2 separate regions of the Homo sapiens genome follow, and region 1 is linked to region 2. Evidence: chromatin loops called from intact Hi-C (ENCODE). Cell type or tissue: ovary. All regions are shown on one strand. Links, peaks and the distances in the headings refer to the core of each region. The heading gives the core; the rest is flanking DNA. Region 1 overlaps TSPAN18 (tetraspanin 18). Region 2 overlaps TSPAN18 (tetraspanin 18).

Region 1 (4,390 bases), core at 80-4,079, 60 kb after region 2:
TCTCGGCTCACTGCAAACTCCACTTCCTGGGTTCAAGTGATTCTCCTGCCTCAGCCTCCCGAGAAGCTGGGATTACAGGCACCCGCCACCACACCTGGCTAATTTTTTTGTATTTTTGATAGAGATAGGGTTTCACCATGTTGGCCAGGTTGGTCACGAACTCCTGACCTCAGGTGATCCACCCGCCTTGGCCTCCCAAGGTGCTGAGATTACAGGCATGAGCCACTGCACCCGGCCTATGTTTTATGCTTTTTAAAGAACATTTAGCCCTGAGTGTAAAGTCAGGGCTCTGCAAATATTTGTTCAAGGAGTTAATCACAGCACTATTTTGATGTGCTGACAAGTTCCTTAATGAAGATGGCTGCTATTGGTAAAATTAGGAACCCCCAGGGGGAGAACAGAAGGGTCAGCTCATTCCCCGGGATGACAGCTGTCCCAGTTAGCCCTGTGAGTGGGCAGGGCTGGCAATGCCATATGTTGCTAGTGGTCGACTTCGGTGGAAACAGGCCCTGTGGTTTCCTTCTTTCATCACTCTCAATGAGTAATCAAACACGCTTACCTCCCAGGTCTCTGCCAGGTGGGCCTGCAAGCTGGGGGCATCCTCCGTCCTGTACAGCCAGGCAGGTCTAACCAAGGCAAAGAGCATGCACTTTGTAGATCTGCAGGCCTGGGTTCCAAACCCAGCCTGGCCACTTCCTGGCTGTGTGACCTGGGGCAAATGACTTAGCCTCTCTGGGCCTCAGTTCCCTGATAGGGTTACAGGAGTGATGACATGAGTGCTAGCTTGTAATGTGCTCAGCGAGGTGCTTGGTGCATATTAGGGCTCAGATCTGTGATTGTTGTTACTATGCCCTTTCCCTCCTTCCTTCCTGCTGTGTGTATGATGTAGGACCTTCTTGTGTCTGATGTGTAACTGATGTTGCAGTTAAACTAAAAGAATCCTCTGCTGTCATGGAGGGCAGTCCAGTGGGGATGACGCATAAACAGACTCACAGAGGGGGCACCACGTGCTGCTGGAACCCAGGGGAGGTGGTGCAAACTCTGATGGGGGCCCATCTTCACAGACTCCCTAGTCTGGTTCCTAGAGAATGAATAGTGGAAAAGGTGGGGCTAACATTCCTATTGCCCATCCACTGACCCCACCCCCAAAGGGTGCCAGGGATCATTAAGGCACAGACCAGGTTCATGAAATAGCTTTACTGGGCTCAAAGAGATGCTGCAGGATTCTTAGCTAAAGCGGGTATCTGAGGGAGGGAGAGGGGGTGCCACGGGCTGCCCTCAGGCTGTGATGCTGCTTTGGCACCATTGGGGTCCCTAGGGTTCCTAGGAATGTTAAGACAGACCAGTGTACATACACACACACAGAAACACACAGAGCACTATTGCTTATTTGCCCTGAGAAAAATTAATGCTTCATGTGTTGAATGAGGGAGCAAAGCCCTGTGTCTGTGTGCGGCTCCCCGACACCAGGCCTGCTCTTTCTGGGGCCACCCATAACCCTCACCTTGCAGCAGCCTGCTGGCCGTCTCTCTGTGCCCAGCTTCCTCACTCTCCCAGGGAAAGGGCTGCCTTGATTTCTCCCAGTCCTGCCAGTCCATTCCTGGCCTCAGCGGCCTGGCGCTTCTGTCTCCTGCAGGCCAGGCACCCGGTCAGGCTGCTTCTGGAGAGATGACCCTGAGCAGGGGAAGACCATCTGCATGCCCTGTGCGCAGGAAGCCACAGGCCACGGCATGAGGACAGACACAAAGGAGAGGGTGTGCTTTGAGTGGATATGGGCCAAATCCTGGCTTAGTTTTCACTGTGTGATCACGGCAAGTCAGGGAACCTCTCTGAGTCTTGGTTTCCAGAGGGGGAAAGTGGGAATCATGATACTTCTTGCATTTGTGGGGTTAAAACGATGTATATAAAGTGCCTGGCACAGTTCAAGTGCTCAGCACACGGTGGTTATGAGCACAGTGTGAGTGAATTGGAGACAGTCTTACCCTTTCTCATGTCCAGGAGTGGCTGCCAAAGGGCTCTTGAAATTTCCACTCAGCAGGCGCTGCTGGGAGTAAGACCTCTATGAACTGGCTTTGTGCCCCTCCTTGCTGTGTGACCTTGAGTAAGACACTTGGTCTCTCTGAATGAGGTTAGAAACGGGAATTGTACAACCACTATCAATGCCAGGGTCCCAGCTGCATGCATGACAAAAATACACTTCAGAGGCTGTTATTTTGCAAGAGGCACAAAACCTTGCCTGGAGAGGCCCAGGAAGGAGTGCATAGACCAGAGGGCAGACTATCACAGAGGGCTGAGCTGAGCAGCACAGAGCCCTCCTGGGTCCTCTGCACACTTGGGATCCAACCACGCCCAGACCTGGAGAAAAGCCTGCATAATGCAGGGGCCAAGATGTAAAAATAAAAATCAAGGGTGCAGAGATCCTGGGAATGGGGCCTTGGAGATAGATCCTTCAGGGATCGTTGAACTTTATAAAGCAGCAAAGCCACTTTTTCAAAGGAAAGCCCAAATAGAAAACAGACAAAAGCAAGAAAGGAGTCCTCAGGCAGTTTAATTCTTCATTGTTTGGTGGAAAATGCCTCATTGTTTGTGGCATCTCTGCAGAGAACCAGAATGGAGGTTCCCAGACTTCATTTCCTTTACCAATAATTTTTTAAAAAAAGTCAGGACTGACATCTGCATCTGGTTGCCAATCTCTTCCTGTTGCAGAATAAGGATTTTTTTTTTAAGATAACAATCATCCCTTATCACCATTATTTCTTGGAAGAAAGAATATTTGCCCCTCTTCCCATCCCCCAGATAGGAAGGACTGGGCTTTACAATGAAGACACGTGGCTCCATGAAAACTCACTGTCTTGTCTTGAGTTTTCTCATTTGCTTATTTGAAAATCACAACAGCAGAGCAGGATGTGTGAACCCCTTCCAGAAGGTTTCCAGCCACATGGTTTGAAAAGCATTGACTAGTCCCAGTGCCTCATTTTGCAGATGTGAAAACTGAGATCCTGAAAATAATACAGTGCACTCAGCAACACTTTGTGTCTGTGCCATGCTATGCACCAAGCCTGAGTTAATACTGGGGCTTCAGAGAGAAACACCATCTAGGAGGGTCCCAGAGGGAGTTGGTGGTAGAATCCATCCATCCATCCATCCATCCATCCATCCATCCACCCACCCACCCACTCATTCATCAATGGTAAATGGTGTGGCCACTACAATAGACCAGCCAACCAGGAGTACAAGCTATGAACAGGGCCTACAAGGTACTGCCTACTGGGTTTAAAGTCTGATAGAGCAGGCTGCTAAAACTAAAGAAAGCAAGTACATAAGATAATTTCAGAGAGTAAAAAGTGATGCAAAGATGATGAAATATGATAAGATGGAAGGGTGACAATGGGGGCTGCTTGGGTGTGTCCCTCTGATGGGAGAATATTGTGCAAAGAAGACCTGAACCATGAGAAGAATCTCACTATGCAGAGAGCTGGCAGAAGAGCATTCCAGGCAGAGGAAATGGCAAGATAGAAAGGTGCTTGGCGTGGGAGCATGGCAGTGGGAAGATTAGAGTGGCAGATGGTGAAGCCAGTCAGAGGCTTTACTGTGGGCCTAGGAAGGGCTCAGCAGGCAGGCAGCTAGGCTCCCACCTGTAATGTAGGGCAGGCACTCCTGGGGGCTTCCAGGCCCCACTGGGACCTGCCTTCTACCTTGACATATGGATCCAGGCACAGACTAGAGTGATCCACGGGCTGGATGCATTTCTCTCCTCATTTCTCAATCCATCTTGTGTCGAAACAAGGGACCAAAATGAGCCCATGTGCACTCCCAGAAGATGACTAAGAATGGAGAGGCCAAAGGCTGACTTCTTCAGCTCTGCTGCTGATCAGCCCTTCCTCAGGGGTGGCTGGACTGTGGGCCGGATGGGGGCACCCTCAGGGTTAGGGTGTGTGGTCTGGAGGCCTGCCCAGCCGAGGTGTGTTCTTTTGTCCCTGGAGTGTGTGGTGTGTGAAGGGGGGTCTGGGGAGTTGAGGGCTGATGGGATTTGGTTACTTGCTCAACAATTATGTATTGAGCACCTACCCTGTGCTGGGGATTGCTCTAGAATGGCCCCAGGGATACCATGGTGATAATGATAAATACATACATGCCTTAGATAAACTCAGGCCATGGTGAGTGCCCACAAAATAAAAGGAGCTCATGGAGCATGATGGAGGAGTAGGGAGGGTGCGGGAGACTTCAGCTCACTGGGCAGGGGCAGCTTCTCTTGGAGGAGCGGGCAGTTGAGAGCAAGCTTGACAGCCCACCAGCCATGTGTCATCAGGAGAAGTGTGCCGGGCCGAGAGACCAGTAAAGGCAATGAGGTGGGCACAAGAGGAGGCTGGGTGGCTGGGCAGAGGGAGCA
Region 2 (4,390 bases), core at 263-4,262:
GAGGTCACTTGAGGTCAGGAGTTCAAGACCAGCCTGGCCAACGTGGTAAAGCCCCATCTCTACTAAAAATACAAAAATTATTTGGACATGATGGCAGGTGCCTGTAATCCCAGCTACTCAGGAAGCTGAGGCAGGAGAATCCCTTGAACCTGGGAGGCGGAGGTTTCAATGAGTCAAGATCACACCACCGCACTCCAGCCTGGGTGACAGAGCAGGACTCCATCTCAAAAAAAAAAAAAAGAAGTCATATATATCTCAGCTACCTAAAGCTAATATTTTGCGTATGTTTCTTCCCAGTTTTTTCCCTGTGTGTTGTGTATGTTTGCATGTTGTTAAGTAAAATATATGAGAAGCCAGTGTTTTGGACTGAACTCTAGCACTAGGCCCCAACACACCAACCCAAAATGGAGTCATTCAAGCTGAAGTGTCACATTATCAAACTAAAACCTAAATTGTTTACTTGTAAGATCTGACCTTCCAGGAAATCAGGAGGAAGATGATAGCTAAATCTCCAAAACAGGCTAGTTTTAGCTGATGTGATGAAGTCCTCTCTGTTTTAACCGATACAAGGAAAGTGACTTTAAATGACCAATCCACATTTTGTTCTTTGTTTCTGCCTTCTTTAGCCTTTTCCTGTCTATAAAGCCCATCCCTTCTATTCAGCTCAGCAGAACAACTTTCTTTCTTTCTTTTTTTTTTGACACAGGGTCTCACTCTGTTGCCCAGGCTGAAGCGCAGTGACTCTATCTTGGCAACAGAGCACCTTTCTGTTTTGTAGATGGGATGCTGCCCAATTCATGAATCACAATAAAAACAAATGAGATCTTTACAACTCAATTTGTTGAAATTTCATTTCTTTGACAGTTTGTGTGTGTGTGTGTGTGCACGTGCACATGTATGCATACATATATCTCTATATAAATGAGTATGTATTGTCAGTATAATTTAAACAATAAAGCCATGATTCTCATAAATCTAGAATGAACATGAGTCAAAGATTGATTTAATGAGGAGGCCAGCAAGATGGAAAAGCTAGCTCTCAGGAGAATTCAAGGAACAGTGATTATGTAGGCATTGGAGAAAGAATGCCTGAATATGATGGCTGGATTGGATATAAAACTGGTTAATGCCCTATAAGGCAGAAAACCATAACCTTGGGGTTTATCTGTTTTACTAGCCAAAAAAATCTACAAGTTCATGTGTAACTTTATACAAAGTTACATTCCTCTAGAATCCCCTGGGTAATTACAGGATTCTTGGGTAGGCTTGCTAAACAGTACTCCAATATGAGGTTGAAATGACACAGACCTCTCTTTGCCTTTTGCCACATTACAGATGACTTTTCTTAACAGTATCCATATATTCTTTTTGATCACATGCTAGAAAACACTGCGGACCTCACCTTTCTCACTTGATATTATAGCGCATCCATTTTCTTTTCTTTTTGAGACAGAGTCTTACTCTATCACTCAGGCTGGAGTGCAGTGGTGCCATCTCGGCTCACTGCAACCTCCGACTCCCTGGTTCAAGCGATTCTCCTGCCTCAACCTCCCGAGTAGCTGGGATTACAGGCATGCACCACCACCACACCCAGCTAATTTTTGTATTTTTAGTAGAGACAGGGTTTCACCATGTTGGCCAGGATGGTCTTGATCTCCTGACCTCACGATCCGCCCGCCTCAGCCTCCCAAAGTGCTGGGATTACAGGCGTTTGAGCCACCGCACTCAGCCAGCGCATCCATTTTCAAAAGAAAGTTTTGATCTGCTCATAAACCCAGCTTGACTCACCCTCTGTGGGTGCCCCCAGCATCTTCCTGGGGGTCCCAGGGTAGCTGGACTCGCCGCTGCCACCCTCACATTTTATTGTAATCTCCAATTTCCCTGTCTCTTTCTCCATTCGAACTGAGTTTTTTGAGATCATGGATTTGCTGAGCTGAACTGGCTTCCTGATCCCATCGTCCCAAGCATCTATTATGTGAGCACATAGTGATCGACTTCAGTGTGGCTTGCTGAGTGAATACACATGGATTTTAAGAAGCCTGGCTTTCGTCAGTTACAAAAGGATGAGCTGTGCTGTTAGGGATCGGCAGGGACTCCTCTTCTGGAGTATTTGAGTCAAAGCAGCTCCCACCTCTCATGCAGGGTGACAGCCTATCCACTACTCCCATCTCTAATTCTGCCATTTAATTGTATTTGGACGCAACACACTTAGTCTAGAAAACCAGTCATGCGTCTTTTCACTAGGACTCCCTTGACCGAGCTCTCTGGTTTTCTAACTTTCTTTGCTAATCAAGGTCTTAAAGGGGTAAAAAGTTCTTGGCCTCCTAAAGCTTAGGAGGGACAAGTGTGACTTGAAGGATTAATCTCCACGCTATGAATTTTAAAGCTCTCTGGTTCCATGTGCTGGGAAAAGCCATCAAAATGCTAATGACTCTGTGGTCTTGCCTCCTGCGGACCTTTTCTGCATTAGAATATATTTACATGGACTTGAGCAGGGAAGCATTACAAAGAGTTGGGGTGCAGTTTTCCCAGTATTCCGCTGCAGCCCTGTGGGTTATAAAGTCTGAATTAATAGCCCCAGTTGCGGCCTTCAGCTTCCTTGCTAGCTGCAGGGTGGCCAGTTTAGAAACATCTCTATTACTGGCGTGTGGCTTTTTAATACTGCTTCTCTCCGAGGCAGACTATCCTTGGGCATGCGTTCCTGTGTGTTTAATACTGCACATTGCATCCACGTGGAGTTCAGGGTCTGGAACATGTTGAGACACAATTCATACCAAAGCCAACTTCAGCACTGAGACAGTCTCTGTTCTTCTTGAACCATGTGCCAAAGCACTGGCTGTGCTTGTAACCTTTGAAAGCCTGGTATCTTTGCTCAAACAGCCCAATGACCCAAGATGTAAGATCTCAGATGTATCCTTGAGAGGATTAATACTATGGTGTTGGCCACACCTGGCCTCTAATGCAGGCTGGAGTTAATGAGTGCCGTGGCTTGGGCAGCTTTGGCTCTGTGACTGTGGTTAAGATGCCTGACTCCTCTGAGCTGTGCGGTGTAGGAGAAAGAAGAGTGCAGTTTAGATGAAAAGGGAGGTCCAGTGGATAGTCCTTGTCCTTACCTCCTTGAAGTGATGAGAAAGTGCTTTCAGACAGCACAAAGAGGGAGCAGATGTGGGACAATGCCCACCGATGGCAAGAGGTTTTGGGCTGCCACAGGCTACACATGCTCTTTCCTACTCAGTTGACCAGTGCGGCTGTGTCTGTCTATGGCAGGTCCTACACAGGAGGGCACACAGAGACCCTGGCTGGCATGTGCTGTCTGCAGAAAAGCCCCAGACCAGATGGGAGGCGTGAGGGGAAATGATTCTTAACAGCAGTTGCATTGAGAATAAACAGTCTCAGGCAATCATTTATGGGGATTGGGACATTCCCTCCCTCCCTGGCCCTTCCACCCTCCTCATCCCACCAAGAGCTAATGGGCTCAGATCGGAAGGCCCATGCTTCTGGGTAGACCCTTGGGGCCCCTTGCTGGCAGTGCCCAGAGCCTGCTGCACTGTGTCAAGTACAGTAAGGAACAGCCTCCTCTTTCTGAGCAGGAATAGATCCCCATCTTTCTGAGGATGTCATGGTTTCACTTCAGCCCCACTGAGACCCTGAGGCACAATTAACCAGGCTGATTGGGACTCATTCTGGGAACAAAGGGTGCTGGGCCCAGTGACAGGACGAGCAGGTGGGAAGCGCTTCCCTCCCCCAGCCAGACAAGTGCAGGTGGAGAGCCCGGCAGACACTGCAAGGTTCTCAGCGCTCAGGTGGCTTCATTAAGGGCTGCCCTGGGGTTTGCTGAGCTGGGGACGCAGCCCCAAGACATCCTGAGCATGCCTTGGCTCTCCTCCCTCTCCCCTGCCCCCACACCAACCCCCTATGTAGCTAATTTAAAACAAAGCAAAACAAAGCCCTGGCTTTGCTTTGGAGCCATAAATTGCAGAGCTTTTATCTGTCAACAAGCAATGCATCAGGCTGGCAGTGGCCCAGCCTGGATCCTGTGGCCTGGCATCGGCTTGGGAGACGAGGTCTGAGGCTGAGCTGGCATCCAGGGTCTCCCTGAGGACGCTGCTCCTTCTTGGGGCATAAGGCCAAATTCTTATGGCCTCGGGACTCAGAAGGGTGGCTATTTCTCCTAGGAGCCAGGAAGAGATGTAGGGTGACTAGGGTTGGGAGTACAGAGCCAGGGTGGGGAGAAGGGGAGACAGAGAGAGAAATGGAGAGAGAGGGAAAGAGAGATGGAGAGAGAGATGGAGGAGGGAAGAGGGAGATGGAGAGAGAGTTTGCCAACAGAAGCTAACCAGGGAAAGGCTTATCACTGGGTTGGTCAACTCTCTCTCTTCCTTTGTTCCTT

What was found. Peaks named below come from ENCODE experiments on the same cell type or tissue, not always from the same donor. Only the 100,000 strongest peaks of a DNase experiment are listed, where the experiment ranks them.
Region 1: it touches region 2 in a loop (4-fold over the local background); 2 of 110 quality-filtered maps call a loop at or near these places.

Annotation. Positions count from the first base shown.
Region 1 is chr11:44,811,525-44,815,914 of GRCh38, forward strand. All of the region lies in intron 2 of TSPAN18 (tetraspanin 18), which reads left to right. Among named protein-coding and RNA genes, the nearest start is that of TSPAN18-AS1, 77 kb to the left of the region's middle. In ovary, for the core only: no CTCF peak of the experiment used is centred there; a DNase peak (open chromatin) is centred at 1,589.
Region 2 is chr11:44,751,701-44,756,090 of GRCh38, forward strand. All of the region lies in intron 1 of TSPAN18 (tetraspanin 18), which reads left to right. Among named protein-coding and RNA genes, the nearest start is that of TSPAN18-AS1, 17 kb to the left of the region's middle. RefSeq lists enhancers at 1,194-2,002, 2,003-2,809. In ovary, for the core only: no CTCF peak of the experiment used is centred there; DNase peaks (open chromatin) are centred at 2,731 and 3,391.